Linked DNA regions of Homo sapiens: region 2 is linked to region 1. A link is an interaction called in ENCODE POLR2A ChIA-PET data of the cell type or tissue named here. Cell type or tissue: Panc1. All regions are shown on one strand. Each heading gives the region's core, and the rest is flanking DNA. Links, peaks and the distances in the headings are about the cores only. Region 1 overlaps MPV17L-BMERB1 (MPV17L-BMERB1 readthrough). Region 2 has its middle 6.9 kb from the start of MPV17L.

The links. Peaks named below come from ENCODE experiments on the same cell type or tissue, not always from the same donor. Only the 100,000 strongest peaks of a DNase experiment are listed, where the experiment ranks them.
Region 2: POLR2A ChIA-PET joins it to region 1 with 10 read pairs; 4 of 35 experiments call an interaction of 5 or more read pairs at or near these places.

The regions. Positions count from the first base shown.
Region 1 is chr16:15,439,367-15,442,278 of GRCh38, reverse strand. The region is part of intron 1 of MPV17L-BMERB1 (MPV17L-BMERB1 readthrough); the gene reads right to left. The region is part of intron 1 of BMERB1 (bMERB domain containing 1); the gene reads right to left. Among named protein-coding and RNA genes, the nearest start is that of BMERB1, 6.2 kb to the right of the region's middle. In Panc1, for the core only: no CTCF peak of the experiment used is centred there; DNase peaks (open chromatin) are centred at 1,216 and 1,932; H3K4me3 peaks cover 930 bases; H3K27ac peaks cover 1,888 bases.
Region 2 is chr16:15,387,444-15,390,355 of GRCh38, reverse strand. No RefSeq gene overlaps it. Among named protein-coding and RNA genes, the nearest start is that of MPV17L, 6.9 kb to the left of the region's middle. In Panc1, for the core only: no CTCF peak of the experiment used is centred there; no DNase peak of the experiment used is centred there.

The sequences.
Region 1 (2,912 bases), core at 262-2,761:
AGCTCACTGCAAGCTCTGCCCCCTGGTTCAAGTGAGTCTCCCGCCTCAGCCTCCCGAGTAGCTAGGATTACAGGCATGCGCCACCACGCCCAGCTAATTTTTGTATTTTTGGTAGATGTGGGGTTTCACCATGTTGCCCAGGCTGGTCTCAAACTCCTCACCTCAGGTGATCCACCTGCCTCGGTCTCCCAAAGTGCTGGGATTACAGGCTTCAGCCACTGTGCCCGGCCTCCCTCTCCTAAGTCTTAACCAGGTGCTTGATCTTCCAGAGGACAACCCATGGGGCCCTTGTCACACCTTTCACACTCAAGGAAACTGCCACCACTTCTCCAAAATAAAATTGATTAGGAAGGAATCACGGACTATATCAAATGCTGCTTGCATTGATCATCACTTGCCCCGCTATGGACTTATTCCCCATCTAGTACCCAACATGACCCTTTAAAAACAAAAACCAGGCTGGGCGCAGTGGCTCTTGCCTGTAGTCCCAGCCCTTTGGGAGGCTGAGACAGGCAGATTGCTTTTGAGCCCAGGAGTTCAAGACTAGCCTGGAAACACAGCAAAACCCCATCTCTACCAAAAATTCACAAACTAACAGGGCTGCTGGGCATCGTGGCTCACGGCTGTAATCCCAGCATTTTGGGAGGCTGAGGCAGGTGGATCACTTGAGGTCAAGAGTTCGAGACCAGCCTGACCAACATGGAAAAACCCCATCTCTACTAAAAATACAAAAATTAACCAGGCATGGTGGTGGGCACCTGTAATCCCAGCTACTTGGGAGGCAGAAGAATCGCTCGGACCCAGGAGGCAGAGGTTGCAGCAAGCCAAGATCACACCACTGCACTCCAGCCTGGGCAAGAGAACGAGACTCTGTCTTAATTTTTTTTTTTTTTAATGGGCTCTAGAGGCATGCGAACTTGTAGTTCCAGCTACTCAGGAGGCTGAGGCGGGAGAATCCATTGAGCCCAGGAGGTTGAAGCTGCAGTGATCCGAGATCTCACCACAGCACTCTATCCTGGGTGACAAGCGAGACCCTGTCTCAAAAACAAAAAACCTCAAAAAACATAACAGTTCATGTTAGTCCCTTGATTAAAATTTTTTAGCAGTTTCTCCTGCAATGAGAATAAATTTCAGACTTTTTGTTTGTTTGTTTTAATCACAACCTAAAAGGCCCTACCTAGTCTGGCTTCCCTCTGATTCATCTGCCCTTCACCCTGACTCACTGGGTTCCAGCCACCCTGGCCTTCTGTCTCTTCCTCTAGCACAAGGCCTTTACGTTTACTGCCTGGATTCCTGCTATTGATACAGCAAAATGTCACCTCCTTAGAGAAGCGCTTCCTGAACACCAAATGAAAAGTACCCCTTCCCTATTAATGCCCATGAAACATTTACTATGACCTAAACCATCTTACTTGTTTGCTTATGTAATATTTGACGCCTTCACTCTCAACCCAGGTCTTAACTTCCCCTAAACAGAAGCTTTATGTGGGCAGGGACTTTGTCGAGAAATCTCAAGACTGTACCTGCAGCCCCTAGAACACTTCCTGGCACTTGTAAGGCACTCAGTACCTATTTATGGAGTGAATAAATGGGATCTGGGGAGCAAATGATGGTCGTTTTTTACTTTTTATTTTCATATTTCAGATGAATTCAAATTTTTTATAAAGTACATGTATTACTTCTAGAATCAGAAAAAAAGAAATGATGCAAAACCAAAATAAAATAATAAAATGAGCATATGTAACCAAACAGAAGATAGTTCAAACCTTTCCCCAAGAATCTATTATATAGATTGCCAGCAATTTGCATTATTTCAGCCTCCACACTGTTTATGAAACCTGAAACGCTGGCCAGTTTTACGATCTGCTTGTTAGTCAGTACACAACTTTGAACTTTTAAATAGTAGTCATCTCCCCCGGGCTTATGGAAAGATTGCAGTTTGAGCTCTCTACTTCATTCCAATCTCCTACTCATAGAGCATTTATTTCCAGCACTATGTCTGTGTTGATTTTTTTTTTTTTTTTTTTTTTTTTTGAGATTAAGTCTTGCTCTGTCACCCAGGCTGGAATGCAGCCGTCCAATCTCGGCTCACTGCAACCTCTGCCTCCTGAGTACAAGCAATTCTCTCACCTCAGCCTCCCTAGTAGCTGGGACTATAGGCGCCCATCACCACGCCTGGCTAATTTTTGTATTTTTAGTACAGACAGGGTTTCACCATGTTGGGACAGCTGGCCTCGAACTGCTGACCTCAAGCGATCCGCCCACCTCAGCCTCCCAAAGTGCTGGGATTACAGGCATGAGCCACCACACCCAGCCAGTTGATGCTATTACCTCTCCTGGCATTCCCCTCTCCCGCCTCCAACTCCTCCATTTCCCCTGTCCAAAATCTTGATCATCCTTTAAGACACATACAAATCTATCAAGAAATGGCCACAACAGAGACAACTGTGTTTCTGAAAAGCTCTGCGCTTTTTCAAAAGGCACCTTGTCTGCATGTCTCCCTCAATTAATTACACTTGGTTGAAAGCAGTATTTTTATATATCTAACCACGCTGAAATGTCACTATACATTTTCCAGCTGAGCGGGGAAAAAACCTCCCTGCTAGTGGAAAAACGCTGTTGAAGGTGGCTGGGAGCAATTACTTTGAACCTTTCTCAAAGGAGAAAATACTAGATGGTTTGTAAGGGTGCAGAAGCCTTTCTCCACATGTTCCCATGAGGAAGGCAGTATGTACAGAATCATTAACCAGAATTTACTAAGAAATGGAAGCAATGAAAAGCTGTAACTGGTGAGTTTGGGATAACCTCTGCAAATATTGCTGGGGCAATCCCCTTCTGTCCTCCTATGACAACCATTCAACCTTGATTGAGCGCTTTCAGCATGTGAGGCCCTGTGCTAAATGCATTATATA
Region 2 (2,912 bases), core at 184-2,683, 52 kb after region 1:
TCAGGTGATCCACCCACCTTAGCCTCCCAAAGTGCTGGGATTACAGAAGTGCAGCACCACACCCAGACTGAAACCCAGATTTTTAATATGAAATCAAAGTCTTCAAACCTTGTAGGTGTCATAAAAAACCCGCTGAGGACCACTAGTTTGCAACTGCCAATCTAAAATATCATAGACGTTTTATCACTTTAACCACGAAAAAAAAGTGTGTGAGGCAGAAAATGGAAGCAACCATGCCTAATTTATTGTTGAATACTTTTTCCGTATACCAAGAACTTCCTTTGCACTAGCATCTGAAACTACATTCAGAATGACGTTGGTTTTCATAAAAGTGTTGATCCTCACACCTCTTTATAGTCTTGCACCTAGCACAGCAGAGTGAAACACTTTAAATAGCACTTGTTCCTTGAGTATATATGGAAAAAAGTGAAGTATTGGTAAGTGTTCAGCTAATATGAGCAGCATCTCAGGAGTCTGCAATTCTTGAATTACCAGGGAGTATTTTTACCATTTTCCCCCAGTGAAAGGCCCATTTTGAGAGACTTGCCCTCCAAAATGAATGTATTAAGTCATATTAGTTTTTTTTGTTTTGAGACAGGGCCTTGCTCTGTTGCCCAGGCTGGAGTGCAGTGGCATGATAGTTACAGGAAAGGGGTCCCAATCCAGACCCCAAGAGAAGGTTCTTGGATCTTGTGCAAGAAAGAATTCAGGGTGATCCTGCAGTGTGAAGTGAAAGCAAGTTTATTAAAAAAGTAAAGGAGGAGGGGCACGGTGGCTCACGCCTGTAACCCCAGCACTTTGGGAGGCTGAGACAGGTGGATCACGAGGTCAGGAGATCAAGACCATCCTTGTTAACACAGTGAAACCCCGTCTCTACTAAAAATACAAAAAGATTAGCCAGGTGTGGTGGCGGGCGCCTGTAGTCCCAGCTACTCTGGAGGCTGAGGCAGGAGAATGGCGTGAACCCGGGAGGTGAAGCTTGCAGTGAGCCGAGATCACGCCACTGCATTCCAGCCTGGGTGACAGAGGGAGACTCCATCTCAAAAAAAAAAAAAAAAAAGAAAGTAAAGGAATAAAAGAATGGCTACTCCACAGACAGAGCAGCCAGGAGGGCTGCTGGTTGCCCATTTTTATGGTTATTTCTTGATGATATGCTAAACAAGGGGTGGATTTTTCATGCCTCCTCTTTTTAGACCATATAGGGTAACTTCTTGATGTTGCCATGGCATTTGTAAACTGTCATGGTGCTGGTAGGAGTGTAGCAGTGAGGATGACGGGAGGTCACTCTTGTCACTATTTTGGTTTTGGTGGGTTTTGGCCAGCTCCTTCACTGCAACCTGTTTTATCAGCAAGGTCTTTATGACTGGTATTTTGTGCTGACCTTCTATGTCATCCTGTGACTTAGAATGCCTTAACCATCAGGGAATGCAGCCCAGTAGTTTCAGCCTCATTTTTCCCAGCTCCTATTTAAGATGGAGTTGCTCTGGTTCACATGCCTCTGACATGATCACTGCTCACTGCGGCCTCCACCTCCTGGGTTCAAGAGATACTCCTGCCTCAGCCTCCCAAGGTGCTGGGACTACAGGTGTGTGCCACCACGCTCAGCTAATTTTTGTATTTTTTGTAGAGACTGTGTTTTTCCATGTTACCCAGGCTGGTCTCAAACTCCTGGGCTCAAGCAATCCTTCTGTCTCAGCCTCCCAAAGTACTGGGATTACAGGCATGTCCCACCATGCCCAGACTAATATTTACTTTTAATCAGACTAAGATAGGGTTACTACTTGAGTTGCTATGGCTCCAGCTGAAAGCCTGTGCAGTCATATCATGGGTAAACATTTGCTTTATGCTAAAAATATGGTGGACCTGGCATTACAGCTGTTACAAATCTCCTAAGGTGTCTCGGGTAGTGTATTAGTTACTTTTCATACTGCTATGAAGAAATACTTGAGACTGGGTAATTTATAAAGAAAAAGAGGTTTAATGTACTCACAGTTCCACAAGGCTGGGGAGGCCTCAGAATCATGGTGGAAGGCAAAGAAGGAGCAAAGGTACGTCTTACATGGCAGCAGGTAAGAGAGCATGTGCAGGGAAACTGCCCTTTATAAAACCACCAGATTTAGTGAGATGTATTCCCTATCACGAGAACAGTATGGGAAAAACCTGCCCCCATGATTCCATTACCTCCTACCAGGTCCCTCCCACGACACATGGGGATGATGGGAGCTACAATTCAAGATGAAATTTGGGTGGGGGCGCAGCCAAACCATATCGGGTAGCAACTAACTAGGGTCAGTTTTGCAGGTGGTAAAGCTATTTACCAAGATAGTTGTAGGTAAAGAAAGGCAGATTTATTAGAGAAATTATGAAAATATGTTGCAGTGGGCAGCTCAGCAGAGAAGGAGCTACCTGCAAAGAGGCAAGGGCTGGAGGAAAGTTTTACAGGGTCATGCTTAAGGGTGCTACATGTGGAATGAGGTCATTGTACCCACAGGTTGTTTGTGATTAGCTGTCTCTAACAATTGTTCATACAATAATTGTTCATTATTCTCCTCAACTTGGGGCTCTCCCCAACCTGGGGACCCTTCCTTATTTTTGCTTACTTATCAGGGCTCCACATAAGGGTGCGGAAACTTCATTCATTCATATCTTCAACACAAATTTTAGGTAGGCTGTTTTTTAAAAAATTTATTCAACAAATATTTAGTCCAAGCCACTATTACTTATTACCTTCTCTACTTCTGTATGGACCTTTAACTATCTCTGACACTATTCACTATTCTTCCACATTCTCTATTATTTATACCTATGGTAAAATTTGCCAGTTTGACCATGCAACTAATACTGACGGGGAATATATAGAGTCTAGAAGAAAATATACAGGTCCTTAAAGGCTGCCCTGCCAACAAAACCAT